Linked DNA regions of Homo sapiens: region 2 is linked to region 1. A link is a loop called in an ENCODE intact Hi-C map of the cell type or tissue named here. Cell type or tissue: endothelial cell of umbilical vein. All regions are shown on one strand. Each heading gives the region's core, and the rest is flanking DNA. Links, peaks and the distances in the headings are about the cores only.

The links. A loop is a pair of places that touch in the nucleus more often than their neighbours do. Peaks named below come from ENCODE experiments on the same cell type or tissue, not always from the same donor. Only the 100,000 strongest peaks of a DNase experiment are listed, where the experiment ranks them.
Region 2: a loop joins it to region 1, with 6 times the contacts of the local background. A loop is called at or near these places in 1 of 110 quality-filtered maps.

What each region holds. Positions count from the first base shown.
Region 1 is chr6:80,517,583-80,528,683 of GRCh38, reverse strand. All of the region lies in intron 1 of LOC112267962 (a long non-coding RNA gene), which reads right to left. Among named protein-coding and RNA genes, the nearest start is that of BCKDHB, 420 kb to the right of the region's middle. RefSeq lists a silencer at 4,778-5,072. In endothelial cell of umbilical vein, for the core only: a CTCF peak has its summit at 5,007 (motif pointing left); DNase peaks (open chromatin) are centred at 4,953, 5,903 and 8,363; H3K4me3 peaks cover 193 bases; H3K27ac peaks cover 1,967 bases.
Region 2 is chr6:80,951,339-80,962,439 of GRCh38, reverse strand. No RefSeq gene overlaps it. Among named protein-coding and RNA genes, the nearest start is that of TENT5A, 800 kb to the left of the region's middle. In endothelial cell of umbilical vein, for the core only: no CTCF peak of the experiment used is centred there; DNase peaks (open chromatin) are centred at 2,649 and 5,319; H3K27ac peaks cover 1,029 bases.

The DNA.
Region 1 (11,101 bases), core at 1,291-9,290:
ATCTGTTTAAGAATAGGTGAGGTTCAAAATAGTTGTTTCTCAGCCATTTGGTTAAACTTTTAAAATAAACATCTATAAGCAGTCCCTAAAGCCCTTGGGCGGTGGGTGCTGGCAGAGTTGAGCCTTTGTGGTGTGCTGTAGGTATTTTTTATACCTGAAAAGTTTTCAGGTTAAACATTTGTAAAGGAAACTTTTTTCTGAGTGCAAACAAGGGACAGGGTACAAGGCTGATCTGGTGGTAATTAAGGGAAATTAACCAGGAACACATGTAGTCATCAGTTCTCCCCCTTGTCCCTGACTTTCAGAAGCACTTTTCACCAAGACACTAGTGGGCAGTGCCTTGCACAGAAGTTGCTTGTTTATCTTATCTTCATTGTAGCCACTCTGGAACAAGAACAGAAAGGAAATCCCCTGCAAGCTCTGTCTCCCAATTCTCTGGCTCTCAACATCACTGGTAGGAATGGAATACTAAGAGAGGCATTATTGAAACCAAACTCAGTCATTCTTGGCCCCTGGAGCACCATGGCAAGAATTGGGTACTTAGCACCAAATGACTTAGTTCTGAACAGAATGAATTGGCAGTACTGAAAAGGGAGATGGTTGTTTATAAATATTTCATGGAGTTAATGGAAAAAGTACTAAAGAGAAGCAAACAGTGTCACACAATGCACCTGGTAGACATGATGCACCACCTGAGGCATTTTCCAGTTAGCTTTGCCTTTTTGTACGTTGGGTTCTAGGAATCAAGTAAGTTCTTTTCTTTTCTGATTACTCTCGGTAGATTTGTTTCACTATTTACATTCCTATTACCAAACATGTTTGGCGGTACCTTTTTGTGAGAAACCAAGACCACGCATTTTCTGGATCTGCTAAAAACCTCTCTGACCCAGGGTACATCTGTAGAGATTTTGAAATCTGTATTTACACATAAAGGTACGTACACTGTGTAGAGCAGTAACTAAGCAACTATCATGTAATCTGATCCTGGAAGAGAACAAACAACGACTGTTTACTCTCTCTCATCCCACTTACATTTTTGAAAGCCCAAATAGAAAGTACTTATAAAAACAGCACTGAAACTGAATAGATAGGCTATTGGTGGTAATGACTTACTCACGTGTTGCTCAAACTTAAGAAGACCTTAGAGTGTTTTAAAATGTTTCCTCTACACAAGTGAACTTTAACCTTGATAAGGCTCACAACAATTATTGTATATAATTCAACTGTCCAAATATATGCTTAACTAGTATGTGGATGTGGAGTTTAGTATGAGTGACAAATCTAAAAACGCAGCATGCTATTTCATAGAGTGCATTCAAAAGTAAAGCCAAGGAGAACATTCTTCATGGGAGGCCTGTTCAGACATCAAAGTTCTGGATAATATTGACAAGGCTCATAAATTTGGAGGGGAAACCCAGTGTATTGCCCAAAAACTAAATCAAATATTTGGAAATAATTGAAAATATTTGTACAACTATGATCGAATATCAAAAATTAATCAACAAAAGAAATAAGAAATTTAGCCAGAGTAAGCAAACTAACATGATTTGAAATTCAGACAATCCCATTTGACAAGGAAAATATAGAAAACAGATTTTAATTCAGGTCCAATCTCTGGGACCAACCTCCACTTTTGATTTATACATGGAAAGCTCTTCAACTGGAAAAGAGTAAGGACGGAGCAAAAGGTGAAATAGCAAGAATACTGAGGGAAGAGTCACTCATGGCTCTTCTATACAGTCATAGATAACTTGGTTCCCAGAGAACCTAAAAATGGACAAGTTGTGACCAAAGCTTAGCCCTGATTCATTTCAGCAACTTGCTGACACTTCTTGAAGAATAATTCCAACTGTGTTGCATAGGGTTTGCCAGATGAAAAATGTAAAATGTCTTCCACATTAAGATCACGTGTGCTGTAAAGAAGTCGTTGACTTTACTGAAGCTTTTATTAAGCATATCTGATAGCCCAGAAATAATTTTCAGTTACCAGTCTCTTAAGGACTGTGCTTTTTTCTAAGCTATGATAACTGAAAATGTCCAAGGACATTTGGACTTCTCTGGGAAAAGTTCTAAAGGGGAGAAATACAGGTAATTCAGTGCATTGTTGATGTTCCAGCTACAAGAGTTTCCAGATGAGAATGAAGGTATCTACATAAAAAACACTGGTAATTCTAATTCTAGTGTTCAATTTGAGTGATTTTCCAGGCTCAGTGTCTCATCCCTATAATCCCAGCACTTTGGGAGGCAAAGGATGGCAGATTACTTGAGGTCAGGAGTTCGAGACCTGCCTAGCCAATATGGCAAAATCTCCTCTCTACTAAAAACAACAAAATTAGCCAGGCATGGTGGAACACACCTGTAGTCCCAGCTACTTGGGAGGCTGAGGCAGGAGAATCGCTTGAACCCAGGAGACAGAGGTTTCAGTGAGCCAAGATGGTGCCACTGCACTCCAGCCTGGACAACAGAGTGAGACTCCATCTCAAAAAGAAAAAACAAAACAAGTTTGAGTGATTTCAGAGCAAACAATTAATTACTGAAAAAAATAAAAATGTAATTATCTTCTTTTGTCGTGAAGAGATACTGAAGCCATGAACACATGGGAAAATATCTTTTTCCTGAGGATACGGCCAGCCATGCTCCTTACGTGGGGGCATATTGGAACAATTGTCCCGCAAAAGCCCGTGCTCTGGTTTCCAGAATGTCAGAAGCCATTCTGTGGTAGCTTCAAAAAGAAGCTTTTTGCTTGGAGAAAAGCCTCATGTGCCAGTGAACAGTTTTTAAAGAGATTTCTTCACCTTTCAGTTTTGATGAAAAAATTCATAGTGTTAGAGCTGTGACACCAAGAATTTTCAAACATGCCAACATCCACTATTAGAAAAGCTATCATATCTGCTGCTCCTGCTCCATATCACTCTTCGGCCTCTTTTCTGCTTTACATTTGTATGGCACATTTTTAAATCACTTAACATACTACGTACTTTTTACATATGTTTATCATCACAGCAAAGACTTTGTTTTATTCATGTTGAATAAAACATCTCTAGTGCTTAGATTGTGGAAGAAACATAATTACTCGATATGCTGTGCATATCAAATTCATATTCTCATTCCTATTTTATAAGAAAAAAAAAACCTGAGGCTCAAAGAGATTAAGTAATCTACCCAAGGACATATAGATGTAGATAATGATGTGGCAGATTCACTTGCTTTTTCCAAAGTGTTGACAAATTTAGCTACTTGGAGAAAAAAGCTTTCAGCAAATTAATGCTGTATTTGGAAGAACACATAGTTTAGATATCTCATATTCACTGCATGTATTATATTTGCTGAGCATTTTGTAGCCCATATATATATCTATCTATATATACTATGCTTTTATATATATATTCTATGCATATATATATATTCTACGCATATATATACATATATATATTCTATGTTTTAAAAGAGAGATGCCTCAAAAGGGAAGATTTGCAGGAAAACTCTACAATGATTTTTAGACCTTCATTTTGTGTACACATCATTTTGTGTGCACATATTCTCATTTATATTTTATACAGAAAAAAAACCCTGAGGATCAGAGAGATTAGGTAATCTACCCAAGGACATATAGATGTAGAATAGTAATCACTGGGTGTAAACATAGGTTAAATACCAACAGACTATGATGTGATCACTGTTTGGGGAGGATCACTCGATGATGATTATGACAATGACAATAAGAACAAACACTTGGGCAGTACTGACTATGGACTCCATGCTTTCTAAGCATATACAGTTGTCACTAACTCATCTCATCCGCACAGAAACCCTCGAAGTGTAAACTATTATTATCCCCACTTTACTGATAAGAAAACTAAGGCACAGAAAAGTAACTTGCTCAAAGACATACAGTAACTGTACATAGTTAAGCCAAGATTAAAACTGAGGCAGGCTAGCTTGAAAGTCTGTGCTTTAGCTCTCTACTCTCTTGACTTGAAAATGGCAAAGTGTGTCTTTATTCAGCAAGCCACTTGGCAAGTCTTGATCTTGAAGACAACAGAAGATGTGTGGATTGAATTGAAGCAAATTAGCAGGGTTTATATTTTATTAAACAAATTATGTTAAGCAATACTGATTAATTAAACAGTGTTACCTTAGAGGAAGGTTCCTAGACACATACCACAAGGTCCATTCTGTTCAGTATTTACATCACTTGAATGGATACACAGAAGACAAGCTCACCCAGTTAGCTGATGACAGCAACCTGCAAGGTTCTGCAAAGGTGTAGAATGGCATAGCTTTAAAATAACTGTGTAGCACCCTCACTGGAAGGAGAGTGACAGAGTGTTCAGAGAAGGGCAGCAAGGCTTCTCTTGAATCCTCCACCAGTGTTAATGCTCTTCTTTTCCTCTCTCCTCCTTCAGCCCCACTTCCTTTTCCTGTTTTAAGCTACAGCCTGTATCATGGTCTGTTGCCACTTGCAATGGGTTTGCTGTAATTTAGAATCACTGATGATGGTAACCTTTCTGTTACCCTGCTCCCTACCAAATACTGAATAGTCCTCCTATACCCAGGTGGATAAAAATAAAAACAGCTAAGGCAAAGTATCTTTCTAATTCCCCACCTTCTCATAATACCTTTAAAATCATTCTATCGTAGTTACTTGGTAAACGGCATTCTGCTCCCACGTCATTCACATTAATATTTAATGTTTGATCAATTTAAATGCATAGAGTTGCAAAGTGCACTCACAAATTCTTGGTAGTTTCCATTTGAAAATAGAAGGATGACTCACCAGGCTCTCCTTTTCCTGTAAACAAGCTTAGTGCAAAACACTTGAACCCTGTGTGTTTTTAATGTCCCTAACTTCTGAATGTTCCTGTGTGATAGGGGCGGATTAACGGCTCAAGCCATATAACAGTAGGTTGAGAACAAGCCTTCCAACTGCAAGCGGTGTTGTGTTTCCTGTAGACAGGTGGAAGCCGCCTCGGCTTCGGGCTCAGGGATGCGCCCTCTCCTGGCTCTGGGCCTTCTGCGCCTTTGTTCAAGGGCTTCGGCATCCACAGCTGGAGAGAAAGTGGCAAATACTAAGAGGAAGTAGCTAAAGAATTCCGGAAATTCTGCCATTTCCTTAACAGAGGTCCGCATAAATAGTAGAGCTCCTGCACCCCACCACATCTGCCCTGTCCACCTGACCCTCCTGCGCCATAAAAGAAAACACACCGAAGACCCAATGTGGACCACAGAGAAATTTGTTAGAGCTGTTGTTTCACTGGGTTTGACATTGACTTGAGGGAGCGGGACATCTAAGCTACTTTTAACAAATAACATCATTTATTAATGCCTCTCTGTGCCTGAAGCAACTCATTTGTTATAGTGCCTGGGAACACGGCCGTTGAGCTCATTTTCAAAGAAAAAGGAAGGAGGACACTGGAAAATGTTTCCTCTCAGGCAGACATGCTGATGAAAAGTTGCTTGGTATACGTCCAGATTTCTGTCTCTTGCTGAATTTTTAATCTTGTTTCTCTTGGATGAGCTTCACCGCTCTGGTTTTGACCACTGATACATGTGTAGGGGTTATGCTATTCTGAAACTATAGATTTTGTTTGACAGGGGCAGCACCTGGAAAAACTGGCTAAGGAAATAGTGGTATTTCTCTATTAACTCCCTTAGCACAGTCTCCATTCTTTACAGCTTTCTTGAGAAATTGTGTTAATAATAAAGCACGTTTGCAGTGAGCAATTATAGTTCATAGACTTTTCCTTGCTTTGCTGAAAAGGCATTACCTTCAAATGGATGCCAAATAGCAATGTTCTACATTCAAAGAGGATAAGGGGGTTGTGTGTCTTAGAACTACCTAAATCACTCCTGTAATTTGCAATGAGGAAAAGGGAGTAAATGTCCTCATGTAAAATTCAAAAGAAATACTGGGACAATATCTCCCATAGCAACAGCTGTTTTAGAAGTTCCGGCATGATTAACAAGCGTCTGTTTCATCTTTTTTTCCTTTGTTTAAAATCAGACTGCAGCCTGCTAAATCAGCAGGTCAAAATAGTACAAAGGCTTTCACAAAAGAAAAACGTGACTTCTATGGATTTGTTTTATTTTTCTGTTGAGATCAATTATTTGCCATATTGTTCATCTGCTTTTAATTAATCGTTAGCTAACCATGATTAAGTGAAGAAGCTGATTGTTTTAAAAAATCAAAAAATATTAGTAAAATAAAAATTCTATATCTTCATTAATATTTACATCGATTAACTGACCAGAATACATTTCAATGCAATAATAGCTGCTTGAATTTACTGTCAATACACAATGACATTTGACTTCTGAGTCAGTGGGCACATTCCAAGCTTGATTTCTTCAGACAGCGCACTCTGAAATGGAGTGTTTATTTGAGAGGGCTCTTAGTATCAATACCTGTGGAAAGCAGAGGTAAGGAGCAGAGTTTAACAGTGGCCCTGAAATACCAACAACAGCAACAGCCTCAGCAGACCCCACAGGTTGCTCTGAAGCTAAAAAGCCCTTCAGAGACTGGCTAGGTCTTCCTACTCTACAGTGATCGATGTTTGAATGTGGGCTGCTTCAGACAGGGGATGTGATACCATCCCCAAAGAGGATTGATAGCTGATGACCTTCTTCCAGCAGCACTATCAGCAGCTAAAAGAATAATTCCTGTAATCCAGAAGACAGACTGGGGTGGTATGTCACTAGTCCACCATAGTATATATGTATAAAATCTAACACTCATCTTTTTAATAAAAGTCATAGAAATTAGGGAATATAACACAAAAACTAAACACAATCAATATTATTCAAAAATTATTAAACATTTTGGAGCTGGGAATAAAGCACTTGATCAGAGTTACAGTACCTATTAGTTCCTTAACATATCTGGAAAAAGAAGAAATTTAAACCCATTAAATTCCCATGAAAAATAAATGAAATAACCACTTCTGGGAAGAAAAGAATATTCCAATATAATTATTCAAAACATGAAAATTAAAAGATTTCCTGTGTTAGTTTCTAAAGTAAATTTCCATGCAAAGGTTATTTTAATTATCCAGCATCCACATGTGTTATAAATGTGCTTAACTTGATAAATGTACCTTCTATAAATGTCTTGCATTAGTGCAATGTCAGTTATATTAATTATCATTTTAGAGTCTGCTTTTGATTAAACTGTGTATGCTTAAAATACAATTAGGATACACAAACATAATGTCTCACTTATAAATATTTATAGATGTCATTTTTAGCAATTATTTGTATCTTTATTTGATAGCAATAAAATGTAAGCATTCAAGAACACTGGGAGTTTCTATACAGATTTTTTTCTGTAAATAGCATTTGATAAGGACTAAGCATAATATTTTCATTAACTGTATACTTGAATCATCATCATGTACGTGATATGATTAAGAATGCATTACATAGTATTGTATCGAATAGTCAATTACATGTAATTAATGTATACATTGCATTGCAAGATAAAAGAAGACATGAAGAAAATGTGTGACTCTTTTGTGAGCTCCAGGAGGCCGGGGCAGCGTCTGCATCTGTTTTGCTTACCACTGAATCCTTGGGTCTTAAAGCATATGGCACATAGCGGGCTCTCAGTTTTAAGCATTTGGTGAATAATGAAGGGATTATAAATCTCAGTTTTTAAAAAAGCAAGTTTTCTTCCATTTCCAAAAATGAAGGAATCTGGTTCATGGTTGTTTTCGGGTTTAGATAAAAAGTTAAGAATAAACATTTTAATGGCAAATTTGAATTTACATATTTAGGTTAATACGTTCCTTGCTCTCTGTATTATTTCACAGATTGAAACAGATCCTCCTTTTACTTAAAACAAAAGATTTATTTTCATTGCAAGATATCAAAATGAGACCTAATTCCAATTTTAATATCATATTGCCCAGCAAACATACTAAACAGCAAGTGCTAAATGTTTTGGAGAAAGAGCTATTAAAATTTTGTCAGCAGGATAAATAAATAAATCCTTTTAATAAAAAGGATATTTTAAAGTTTTATATATTTGCTCTACACTTCCAAATTTCTCAAAATGTTCTTAGAACCCAATTGAGTTTCTCCAAGAATAAGTAGGAAAAAAATTAAAGAAAAAATATAGAATGTGTATATAAATGGAATTGCCAAAGCCAGCCATGTTATTACAAAACACCAAGATAAACTCAGAATGAAAATGACCCTAAAAAGTTGCAAATGAGTATGTTTTGCTGATTTGGAAATACCCAAATCCAACCACCCCCATGTCTTAAGTACTATAGTTTACTACACTTTTTTCTAGAAATAGAAACATAGCCACTCTATATTTATGTTCTATTAGTGGCTGAGTTTTGGCAGTCATGCCAAGAGGATTCCAGAAATGAAAAAAAAAGATTTTGTATGAGTCATCTATTATGAGCCTCCATAAATCTACATCATTACCAAAATATGACCAAAATTGCTATGTGAATACCCAAGAATTGGAACAGATGAGAGAAACAGGGTATTATATTAGAATTCAATTAGTTCTAATATGGTAAGAAAGCTACATTCATCTTGGAGTCCATGAAAAATTTTTTGCTGTTTTGGGGGATCTTCTTTTTAATGATATGTTGACTTGAACAGAAGGCTGATACAGGAGAAGATCTATGGCACAGGCTTGTTACCCACTACTGTAACCACAACAGTATGTGATGGCGTGTGCTCCATCCTCCCTGCATTTCAAGGCTTAACTTTAAATGGTCAATACTTACATAGAATACATGAAGACAAGACTGTAAATCATTTGAATCACAGTCCTCAAAAGAATGGCTTTCCCTTATTTTCTAACATATGTTGGACTAATACTCCTCTAGGAGTTCTTTAACCAAATTATAGTCGCACTACAGTTTTGAATACAAATAAATATCTCATTTCCTTGAGTCTATGCCTAAAAGTCACTTAAAAAAAGACATATTTTACACTATTTTAATAATATTTTACTTCTAATTTTATTTGTTTCAAAGATTTCACTGAAGAATCCTTTTAGAAAAAGCTATTCTAGAAATTCAAGTAGTAATATTTCATGTCATTTCCATTAACTAGTTACACATTACATATTTCATCTACTAAAAACCTAATGCCGTTCCCCAAAACACACACATATGCACACACGCCAATCTGGAACCTAACAGGAGGTTAGTAAATGTTACATCAGAAGGTAGTGGCAATTCCTGCTAGTAGCTTATATTAAAACCAATTGATACAGGCCTAAAAGTAGGAAAAAGAGTTATTTCTTTAACTGATCATCTGAAATGTGTCACTCTAAAACAATTTTTTGAGAGACAAGCACTTAAACACAGTTCACTAGCTCAGTTCTAAGACCAGAGCGATGTTCATGAAAATGTGACAGAACCACATATAAAAGGTGATTTTGGAATAGAGTATGATAAGACTAAATGCCTCATTAAGACAAAAAGTCCTGAGCACTTTACCTGTTTGTTAAATTTTGCCATGACCTCCACTTTACAGATGGTAAATCAAAGCTTAGAAGAGTTAGGTAACTTACCCATAAATCCACTGCTTATAAATGGTAGCTTCAATCAAAACTCAGGCCGTTTGACTCCAGTGCTCACATTTTCATACTGTGGCTATACAATGGAGAGAAACACACACACACACACACACACACACACACACACACACGCATGCATTGTCAACCATTTCTATTCTGTGGTATTTTTATTATTCCAGGATTTTAAAAAATAACAGATGAAACTGCCTTTTCATTGGCACATGCAATTTTTTTGACAGAAGATACCACAAATATGTGGAACAGATAAATAAAATATAAAGTACTATATAATTAATATACATGGTAAATAGTATAGACTAAGAACAACATAGAGATAAGAAAATGGGGCAGTGATGTGGACTGAAATAGTTAGAAAAAGATTTTCCAGAGGTAGTAGACTTGAAATGGATTTTGACATTTGAGTGATAATTGGACAGTCGTATTTGAGAATGGATACTATTCTCATCTGAAAGAAAACCACACAATTAGCTGTACAATAAATAAAAGTTAGAGAGGATCACCTTAGTTGTATAAAATGTAAAGAGCCCATAAAGTTACACAGCATCATGATAAGATTATTAATACCAATTACACCTAAAGGTTATCTACTTTGAATAACACTAACGACTAAGTTAAAGAATAGTGTGTTTGAATACTTTGTGATTTATGAATATAAAATTCAAGAACAGGCAAATAATTAATCAACTACTAAAATAGAAGTCAGGCCAGGCAGGGTGGCTCACACCTGTAAGCCCAGCACTTTGAGAGGCCCAGGCTGGCATATCACTTGAGGTCAGGAGTTTGAGACCAGGCTGGCCAATATGGCGAAACCCTGTCTCTACTAAAAATACAAAAATTAGCCATGCATGGTGGTACATGCCTGTAGTCCCAGCTACTCAGGAGGCTGAGGCAGGAGAATCGCTCGAATCTGGGAAGCAGATGTTGCAGTGAGTCGAGATCACCACTGCACTCCAGCCTGGGCAACAGAGCAAAACTCTGTCTCAAAAATAAATAAATAAAATAAAATAGAAGTCAGACTAGGTGACTACTAGTCAAGAGGGTATTGACTGGGAAGGGGCACAGGAAAACCTTCTGAGGTGCTAGAAATATTCCGTCTTGATTCGGGTGGTGATTAGAGAGATGCAAGTAAAAATTCACTGACCTCTCCACTTGAGATTTGTGCACTTACAAACTTCCTCTTTGTGAGTTATACCTAATTAAGTAAATCAATAAAGATTAGAGTCTTCAGCAGGAAACAGGGTTATTTAGTGTAATATACATTTAACATTGGAAAAATCTTTACTGACCATATGGACTACACGGTAAAAAATGAAAATAAGAATTAAAAAAAATCTCTCAAGGTTAACAATTCCAACTCTGGCCTTCACAGATAAGAAAACTGGCACCAAATAGATGCAAACAGTTGCCCTGGGTCACATGACATTCAAAGGCTAACATGGATTAACATTGTTGAAAGCTTTTCTATCCTTTGGTCATGCCTCCATAATATATTTCATGCACCACATATTTCTAAAAAGAAGCCTGATACACTGTTGA
Region 2 (11,101 bases), core at 1,009-9,008, 430 kb before region 1:
GTATGAGAATTACTATTCTTGAGCTTTCTCTTTTATTGTTGATTAACTCATTTCTAAAATCTATGGCAATCTTTATTTTATGATAAAATGAGGGCTTTTGTTACCTCAATAAATAAACTCCCTTGATAAAGTGCAAAATAAGAATACCATGCTAAATATAGGTCATAGAATTGTATGCTAAAGTAAGTCACGTTAGAGTAAAAATACGTTCACTGCAAAATAAAATATATGGGAGAAATATGAATTTACTGGAGATATAAGCTTTATGTTTTAATAACTTTATCACACACTGCTTAACTATTCATTGTACATCATTCTTGCTGAAGATTTACAAATAACGCAATCTTTAAAGAAATATCATCACAGTATCTGAGTAATTTATTACAATCTTTAGAAAGTCTTTGCTCCTAAAATAACTGAACTGTAAACACAATTGCTTAATAAGAGAAACATCTTCACTCCAAATAATGAAAAGAGGTGAGAGGTGAGAGTCATTAAAAAAAGGTAAGAAAGAATATTTGAGGAGGTGAAAATAATATTAAAAATGGAAATTAAATGTTTACCTCCCCATCTTACCTCCTGCACACTGTTCTGGAGTCTTTTGCATGTATATATGTCTAAAGGTTATCCAGAGCCTCACTAGATAGTCACCTGAGAGCCTGACCATTCAGTCCCTCCACCTTTAGCATAGCACATAATATCTGAAGCAAAGTTGCTCAGAAAAAAAAAAATACATATATATATATATATAAAATCAAATGAATGATAATATCTGTTTTTCTCAAATATACGACTTGTATTCAGTGGCAAAATATATCAATTTTATCCAAATTGATAGATTATATAGGATCATAGAATTTTAGAACTGAAAATAAGCACATGAAGTTTCTTGATGTCTAAGATAATTTTAGATTGTAGAAGAAAAGTATGATCCGAGAGAATCTGAATCCAGCTCTCAGGTTGTTGGGTTCTTTTTTCTCAATTATTTGTGTTTTTCTGATATTTCAAAATTCAACATTTCCTTTCTTTTCGTACTGGTATGACTCCATTCAGTCTGCTTACCAGATGCCTCTCAGGCTGGCCTGTAATACTACTCAGTGTGGAAGTATTTCCTATTGTACTAATTCAGTGAGTACCAATTGTAGGGAAATTATGGCTCAATGGCAACAGAAATTACAGAGAAAGGTATTCAAATAACAGTAGTTAATTTTCTAGAGCTTCCATTTTTAATTTTTTTAAACTTTTGTCTTAGGTTCGGGGTACCTATGCAGTTTGTTATATAGGCAAATTGCATGTCATGGTGTTTTGGTGTACAGATTATTTCACCACCCAAGTAATATTTATCTTTAGAACACATTCAAAAAGCTCATCTAACTCAAAGATACACTGCTGTTAACTTTAAATATAATGGTTTAATTGAACGGATGTTAGGATGAAGTTCAAGGACCGACAACAAATACATCAACTTTTCCTGTTATTATACCAATAGTTTCATTCTCCTGGATTTCTATAGCATTAAAATTCAATCACACTCAAGACACGTCATTCTGCAAATACATTAATTATCATTTAAAACCTTATGGAGGGTTACTAATCATCACTTCACACCAACTCTGGGACTTGGTACTAAGCACAAAAGAAATACTTAGGCTGTGAAGAAAATATGACTAGAGGTAGTTGAAGTACACCAAAGATAAAATTAACTCAACTGGATTTGAGCTGTTCCTCTTCAAACTCCATAAACTTTTGTACAAATTTATGGAATTTATTTGTATGGCAGTTACATGAGTGTTTTATATTCCTTTTTAGCATGTGTCATCTGTGAGGGTAGGAATGGTGTAAATGTTTCTATTTGTTTCCTTAGTTCCTATTCCAAGCTTTGTATGAAAGAAATGATCATTTTATGTCTGTATATTCAGTTTTGCTTTCAGCCATCATTATACTTGTTAAGAATACTCTTTGGTCATATTTAGGATAAAAAAGGAGCAAGCAATAGTCCATAGAATTGTGCTAATTAATTGCAAAAGCACTAATATTCTAAAAAAAACCAGTCATAATGTATAGCAGCATCCATTTTGTTTCTTATTTCCAGTTATGATTCAAAAGAAAAAGGCAATGAAATCTGGCTTTTTGTGTGCTACAGTTTTCACCCACGAAGCTCCATACTTCACCAGCAACCTCTTACAAACCACTAGTCTCTGGTTTTATTTAATATGTTCAAATCAGATTAAGCAGAACTCAGTCCCATTCCAGCACATCAGGCACAAAATGTCTCTTTGATCTTTCTGCCACTTTTAAGAAACATCTGCATCTTTGTAAAAAGGCCTAGCAGGATGAGCCAAACATTTGAGAATGGACATAGCCACGTGCAGGGAGATAGAAAAAATTATTAGGGGAACTGACTCTTTGTTAGATTCCCAGAGACCAGAAAGAAGGATGACAGTGTCTGGGGCTTATAAACATGAAGTAATTTCTCTGAGTTGGACTTCAGAGGTGACCCATTCTATCAAGCTATTAAACAAGATAAACAGAATGGTAGGACTGGTTTTAAGGTTATCCAAACATTCACTTCACAAATAAGGAAACTTACAACCCCAAAAGTTCATACTTGTACATTGCCCTTTTCTATTTTTTAAGGTAAAGCTTAGATTTTTCTTGGCCAGATTCCCTCTGTTGTGTTTTATTCAGTCTGACAAGGAGAAAAGAATATCCTCTGTGAACACCCAACAAATATCTCTGTGAATGCAGTGGAAAGGCTTAGCTACTGCATCTGTCTCCCTTACAAGACTCTGAGCCCCTGGAGTGCTTAGTAACCTTGTGCACCTTTCACAGCTCCTGCCAAGTGTTTGAACTGAATTGAACTTTTTTGTTGTTCTAGATAAATACTGAAGTGTGCCATGTAAAATAATATTCAAACACTTCTCCTTTTGAGCAGAGCATGGCAAATGACAAGATGATGAATCCAAGATTAGCTCAGACATGCTGGAGAGGAGGTAGGCAGTGAGAACTAGCTTGCAGACCTGGGAAGGGTTAACTGTGACCTCCCATCTCTGCTGCTGATAGAGGTTTACTTTCCCAGGCAGGTGGAAATGGACCACTGAATGAAAGAAAAGCAAAGTGGCAGATAATAGACAGCAGACGTTTTCAATCTTAGCCTTGTCCAGGTTTCTAGCACATGTTGTAGATTGAGTGTTCTGTGAAGCCCAAAAGGCATGAACTGAACAGGAGGTTGAGCCAAAACTCCTCATGGCTTATTGAAAACATTTCCAGGCCCTGGAAATACATCCAAATAGAAATTCCAATCATTTCTGGAAAAGCCAGGCAAACCAATATGTTCTGAGAACCTAGTGGCCTTCCCTTGCCCCTTCTGGCAGAAAGACAAAGTACCCCATTCAGCCAGTCCATATTTAAGAATAAGTCACTTTCAGAATTTAAACAAAAGGAGGCAATGCCATGTAGAATATCACATAGTACTTCAAGTTTTCTATTATACATACCTACATATATATATATATATATATATATACATATTTATATAGTTAATGCAATTCAGACTAGGAAGCAAAAGATCTTGATTCTAACCTATATTCCCCTCCTCATTAGATATTAAAAACTATGTGTAATTAATTTAACCTTTTTGGAATTAGTCTTCCCTTTTCTATAATATCAGGGAAGACAACTAAATGATTTCTGAGGTTCCTTCAAATTTTAATTTATATTATTCCATTTATTTTTATTAAATTTATTGAGTATATTTTATGTAAAATAAACTGCATCTACTTAAAGTGTACTGCATCTATTTGAAGTGTACAATTAAATTAGTTTTGACAGATGTACACACCCATGAAACCACCAATACAATCAAAAGGCAGAATATTTCAATCATCCCCTGAAGATTTTTCACGCCCCTTTGTAGACAATTCTTCCTTTACCTCCAACCCAAACAATCACTGATCAGTATAAAGGAGTTTGTATTTAGGTAAACAAAATTATGCAGTATGTACTATTTTATGTCTGGCTTTAGTCAGTCAGCATAATGATTTTTGAGAATCATCCATGTGGTTATCATGCACCAGTACTTACTTCATTCTTCTTCTTCTTATTTTTTTAATCTATGCATCTGCTGATGGACATTTAGGTTATTTCTAGTTTGGATCTATTATGAATAAATCTTCTATGAAAATGCATGCATAAGTATTTCTGTGGACATAGGTTTTCAATTCTACTGGATAAATATTTAAGAGTAACATGGCTGAGCTATATGTTTTAGCATATAATTAATTTTACATTCTGACTATCGGTGTACAAGAGTTCCTCCACGTCCTCACCAACACTTGGTATTTTTAGCCTTTTTATTTTGAGCCATTCTAATGTGTACATAGCTTTTAATTTGAACCATTCTAATGTGTACAAAGATTTATCTCATTTTTATCTTCATTTCCTTGATGACTATGATGTTAAGTATCTTCTCATGTGCACATAGTCATTCTTTTACCTTCTTTTGTAAAGTATCATTAGTGAAAATAGTTTTATCATTTTTATAGGGTTATTTCTCTTCTTACTGCTGAATTATAAGATGTATTATTATGGATATAAGTCCTTTGGCAGATATACATATTGCAAATATTCATTTGCAGTCTTTAGTATGTTTTTGCTTTCTTAACTATGTTTTTCAAAGAGAAAAATAATTATGATAAAGTCAAACTTAACTTTCTGTGGTCTATGTGCTTTTTATATTCTATTTAGGAAGTCTTTGCCTACCCCAACTTTGCAAATATTTTCTCCTTTGTTTTTTCTAGTTTGCAATTTTACATTTCATTTTGCAATAATATTGAACATATAGAAAAGTTGCCAAAATAGTACGGAGAGTTCCTGAAGACCCTTCACAGAACTTCCTTTAATTTTAACATTTTTTGTGATCAAGTTATAATTATCAAAAGTAAGATGACAAGATTGCTAAAATACTATTAACTAAACTAGAGACTTGTATTTCATTAGTTTTTACACTAATAGAATCCCAAAATCCCACATTGCATTCAGTTGTTAAGTCTCCTTTGTGGAAATAAAGGAAAATCACTCAAATGAGAACAAGTAAAGGTTACAGCTTTTTTCCAGGTGCTCTAAGTTGGAAGTAAGGGAAAAATTAGAGAAGCTGTCAGTTATATGATTCTGGCTTTTTAGGGCTCATTTCTATAGGGGTTATTGTTTGGCTGCCCGGATTGTTAGCTATAAATAATAGTTTGAGTTCCTGAACTGGTTACTGAAGGTAATGAGTTGGCTTCCTGGACTGGTGGCTGCAGATTGTGGGTCAGAGTTCTATTTTTAAACATGGTATGGCCATTGTCTGTATTTTCAGCCTCTTATCTTTGTCTCCTCCAATGAGTAACAGTGCCAGTCTTCTTTATGCTTTATGACATTGGCAATTTTGATGACAACTCCTCAGTTACTCTGTAGAATGTCCTTCATTTGTGTTTATCTAACATTATTTCATGATTAAATTGAAGCTATGAATTTTTGGCAAGAATAATAAATGAGATTTCCTTCTCAGTGCAATATACCAAGGAGTACATGATATCAATATGTCTTATTACTTGTGATGTTAACTATGATCATTTGGTTAAGGAGGTGTTTGTTGGATCTGTCAGTGAAAAGTTGTTATTTTTCTCTACATAGGTAATGACTATCTTGGAGGAGATACTTTGAGACTATGCAAACATCCAGCTTCACTTTTAAATTTTACCCATTTAATTATAGCATCCATCAGTAGATCCTTCCTGCAAAAATTACTAGTGTGGTGTTCTTTCTATTTCCTTCATTCTTTATATATTTATTAATTAGAATTCTTCTGCAAGGAAGAACTGCCCCATCTTTCCATATATGATTATTTATATGCATGTGTATTCATGAATTATTTTTATTTTATGAATTATAAAACAGTGCTATCATTAGTTATATCATTGTTACATTGTTCTAGATTTGGCTATCAGGAGTTCCTTCAGCTTGCTTCCTGTGTTCTTTTAACATGGTTCCATTCTTTTTTGAGCACGTCATTACTTTCTGGCACTAAAACATGGTTTAGGCTCATCTTTTATTCTTCCTGTGCCATCCCTGAAATCAACCACATCTTCTTGCATTTTTTATTGAACAATAATATGGAGAACTCAAGTTTGTGCTAAATATGCTAATCCACTGCTTATAGTTCTTCTCAGTGGACAGAGCTGATGTATACATATATACTTACACATAGATTTATATTTATTACTGTCTCCAGCTGTCTCTATTTTTAAAAAAACAATCAGTTCACACTGATAATTCTGATTCCTACCCCAAGACACAAGGTTCATTCAAGCTTTCACCCTTCCCTTTTTTGTAACTTCTTTCTCTCTTAGTAATACACCTGATTTTCATTATTTACAATATACTTACTTATTTTCACAACTCTAGTTTATACATAATTTTAAAGTTGCTAATCCATATGTGTGAGAAACAAATTTACTATGTAGAGTACAATGTTTATGTGCAAACTTAAACCTTAAAAATGAAGTCCAAATACTGTTACTCAAGTTTCTTAGGTCAGTCTTTTCTTCCATACCCCCTTCACTGTAGTTGTTAATCATTTGTGATACAATCAGGTTCATTTCTAGAGTTTGTATTTGATTTTGAATCTCCCTCACATTCTGATTGATATTTTTAAATTTATATACAGTACAATTTACTATTTGTTGTATACATTTTCAGTGTTAACAAATTGTTTCACTGTCACCACAGTCCTGATTCAAAACAAGTATATTAACTAAAAAGAAGTGTTTTATTTTTTATTTCGTCAGTCTAGTTAGATGTTTATCAATTTTGTTGATCTTGAAATATATATATATATCTCACCCTTGCTAATTTTTTGTATTCTATTTCATCCTTCCTATTTCTTGTTTTTATTGGCTCTTTTCTATCTTCTTATGGATTATCGGAATATTTTTCACATTCAATTTTAATTTTTTTTTACTGTAACACTTATTTTATTTTTAGTAGGTGGTGTGGTATTAAATAATGTCTAATTTTTATGGTTTATAAGTTAAAATTTTACGACTAAATACAGAAACCTTAGAATAGAGTGTGGCTATTTATTACCCAAACCCTTCTTTTTATATATATACTTGTCATATTTATTATGCCACCATGCATTCTATGCCTCACAGAACAGTGTTGTAACTTGTTTTAAATGTTTGTATTTAAAGAAATTAAAATAAAGTGTCCTTTATATACACTGAAACATTTGTCATTTCTAATGCTTTTCATTCATTTAAGATTTATGCTTACCTCTGGTATCACTTCCTTTCAGCTTGAAGACCTTCCTTGAAGTGCATATCTGCTGGTGATTTGTTGTTTGTTGTTTATTTTGTTTTTGTTAACCCCAAATTCCTTTATTTCACCTTCATTCTTGAAGCATATTTTTGTCAGACTACGTTTTTTTCTTGACAGCTTTTTTTTTTCTTTCTGTGCTTTAAAGATTTGATCCATGGTCTTCTGGCCTTCCTTGTGTCGGGTGTAAAAACTACAATCTTTCCAATCATTTTTTTTCCTGACTTTTCCCAACATTCTTTCTTCCACTTTGGTGTTTTAGCAGATTTTTTTTTCACATGTGGAGGCATTTTATTTGTATTTATTCTACTTGTAGTTCATTAGCCTTCTCAAAGTTGTAAACATAAGTGACCATTAAAGTTGATATGTTTGTTTTAACAGTCAAATTGGTTAGACTGACACTGCAAATTCTGTTTCTCCTGCAGGGGTGGTATTTCAGATCTCATTTCAGTCCTTTATCCTTAGTTGCGTATTTTGAATTGCCTCATGTATGCATGGTTCTGGGGCCAAGCAGAGATTTCGGTAGAGTTTTTATAGAGAAATTACCACTCCCCTTCTCTGACTTTCTCTGCTTCAGGACTTCTTTCTCATTTTCTAGGGGTCATGGATGTCCTGGGCTCTGTCTTTTGGTTCTTTGGACAGAAGGACAGTCATTTTTCTCTAAGTATTTTAGCTGTCCTTCACCACCTTGCACTTGTGACTGTGGTTAACCTCAGTATAAGATCATAAAAACAAGAAAATTAATCCATCACAGTCCTTTCTTCTAAATTTCAACTGCCCTCCAATATATGTCTGCTTTTATCTCTTCTCCGGAGCCGGCTAGTAGAATTCTGTGGGTTATTTTCCTCAAAATTTTATAGTTGTTATCTGGTAAAGGTTCAGTCTATTATGTACTAGAGGCAGAAATTCACCAAATTCTATTATGTTATATGACAGTACATATGGTATATTTTTGACTAACAAAATAATTATTTATGCTGCTGATTACTCCCTTTACTCATTTCCTAGAATATTTCTGTTTAAAATTATTTATTCTAATTGCTAATATACTACTTCCTTTTACTCATTTCCCATAATATTAATTATATTTTTAATCAATTATTATTTTAGTTGCCTACATATAGTGTACTCCAGGCTTACCAAATATGTTTTTTGTATAATGTTTACTTTTTTCAAATAATCTCTTGAAAAATAAAGTAGATATTATTTTTAACAACTAAGAAAAAAGGAAATTGGGATCCCAAGGATTAGTGGGATAACATAAGATCACACATCTGGCATGAATTCACATATATATGTGCATATAGAGAACTGTCAAATTTTAGAGCAGGAACAAACAACGAAATGTTGAGGATAATAGAATTCAAGCATTTCCTATAAAACACTGTAGCTAGATCATTGAGGTGACTTTCAAAGATTACATAACTAGTTACTGACTGAGCTGGAATGTCTCAATCTGGATTAGGGATCAAACTAGTAAAAATGTATGTAAATGAGCATAAAAACCAGACATTCTATAGAAGGATGAAATTCTGGCAAAAGTGCCACATTAAAAAAACGGCAATCTAGAGTATTATATATTCTTCATGGATTAAGAGACATTTAAACAGAGACTAAACTTGTCAGAGAAGCTGTAGAATATACTTAGGTATTTGATACACAGTTGAATTAGACAATTGTGTAGGTGCCAGTGGAAACCTTCCACTTTGCCCTGAAGTGGCACGGAAAAAATCAGCTCATAAAAGGTAGATTAATAGGAGAAACGGTATACAAATTTATTAGTGTGCACAGAGGAGAATCACACACAGTGTAATTGCCTCCTATCCCAGTGGGCTAAGATGCTTATATACCCTTCTTCCTGGAGTAAAGGGAGGTGGGGAAGTGTGGACAATATTAGGGTGGTAGTAAATTATTTTTAGGGGAATCATTGGACTCGGAGAACATACAATGGCCTAGGACAAAGTCTATTGGGCTTGAGGAGCAGATAACAGTTTGTGATAAAAGTTTGTCCAGGTGCATTGACAGGCTTCAGTCTTTCTTCCTGTCATATGAGTTTAGTTAATGAAAACTCAGGGAAGGGATCAGAGGTAATTGTTTCCTTCTTTGCTAGGTCCAAACTTTAGGCAAGTAAGGGAACTTCAGAAAATTACTTCATCCTGTACTTTGAGAGAGACAGATAATTGAGAGACAGAGAGGATGGGGAAATGTTAGAGAGATCTTGAGACTTCTTCAGTTCAGTATGTCAAAGCACAGTGATGGTTTGGCTGTGTCCCCCCCACCTCCCCCAATCTTATCTTGAATTGTAGCTCCCATAATCCCCACGTTTCATGAGAGGGACCCAGTGGGAGGTAATTGAATCATGAGGGTGGGTTTTTCCTGTGCTGTTCTTGTGAGTAAGATCTTCTGAGTAAGTCTCACAAGATCTGGTGGTTTTATAAAGGGCATTTCCCCTGCACATGCTCTCTTGCCTGCCACCACGTAAGATATGACTTTGCTCTTCCTTCAACTTCAGCCATGATTGTGAGGCCTCCCCAGCCATGCTGAACTGTGAGTCAATTAAATCTCTTTCCTTTTTAAATTACCCAGTCTTGGGTGTGTCTTTATTAGCAGCCTGAGAACAGAATACTATTTTGCAGTATCTTTTATGAATCCCAACAAGTAAGGTTCCTTCCAAACTCGAATGTTCATGGCTTGACCAGTCAGTGATTACGATGTTACACCTGAAAGTATCTTGCTTTCATTCTGACTCTATCATCTTAATTACAGTTGAATATGAAAAAAATAATTTTTGCTATTTTGGGATTAATGTTCTTAACAACTGATGCTTGCAGTCTACTGATGCTACCTTAGAAAATATTTTAGATCCTTGTCAGTAGCAGACATGAACTTTACATGATAAAATCACTTTCATAAAGTTAATCATTCATTTACTGTTTTGCAAAAAAAAATTAAATTAATGTTTGTATTATAAAGTCAATTGTTAAGTAAAATTGAAGAAACTTTCTCTTCTTGTAAATCAAACACACACAAGTGTATAGAAATATAGGTATCGGTATCAAAATTTTTTCCTTGAAAAAAATATTTCTTTGTATTTAAGATGAATGTAGTTTGATTTTTAAATTTTTAGTCAATGTGAAATTATCACTTGTTAAAATTGTTCTATGATTTAGCTAAACTTATTCATGAGCCACCCCCATTTATCCAGTAGGACAATAGTTTTAAAAGTATTATCAAGGGAACCCCTGGAAGTTCCCAAGACCATTTCAGGAATTCTGCAAGGCCAAAAGAATTTCAATAGTAATAAGACATTATTTGCCCTTTTACTTTAATTCTTGACCAGGTATAGAGTAGGCTTTCTAGAAAGTACATGCCATATAGGATGTCATGGCTTATGCCAATAAAATATGTGCTGCATGTTCTTATACTTATAAAATCTAATATTGGCACATAAATATTTGCATTTTCATATATTAACTCAGTTTTGAAACAGCACTTCTGCTGTTCTATTACTATCACTGGTTATATCATAGTAATCTTATAAACTCTAATCATCTAACAAATGTTACTTTGAAATCCTGAAATTCTTCTCTGCCTACATAGAAGCATAAAAAAGGTCAGCACGTTTTTATTTACATTATATCTTAAAATTTTTTAAAAAATTTCTAAAGTTTTAGGTTTCGTCTAAAACTGTTATTATTTTAGAATGTAATCATAGTTTATTCTGAAATAGAGGGAACATTTCTAC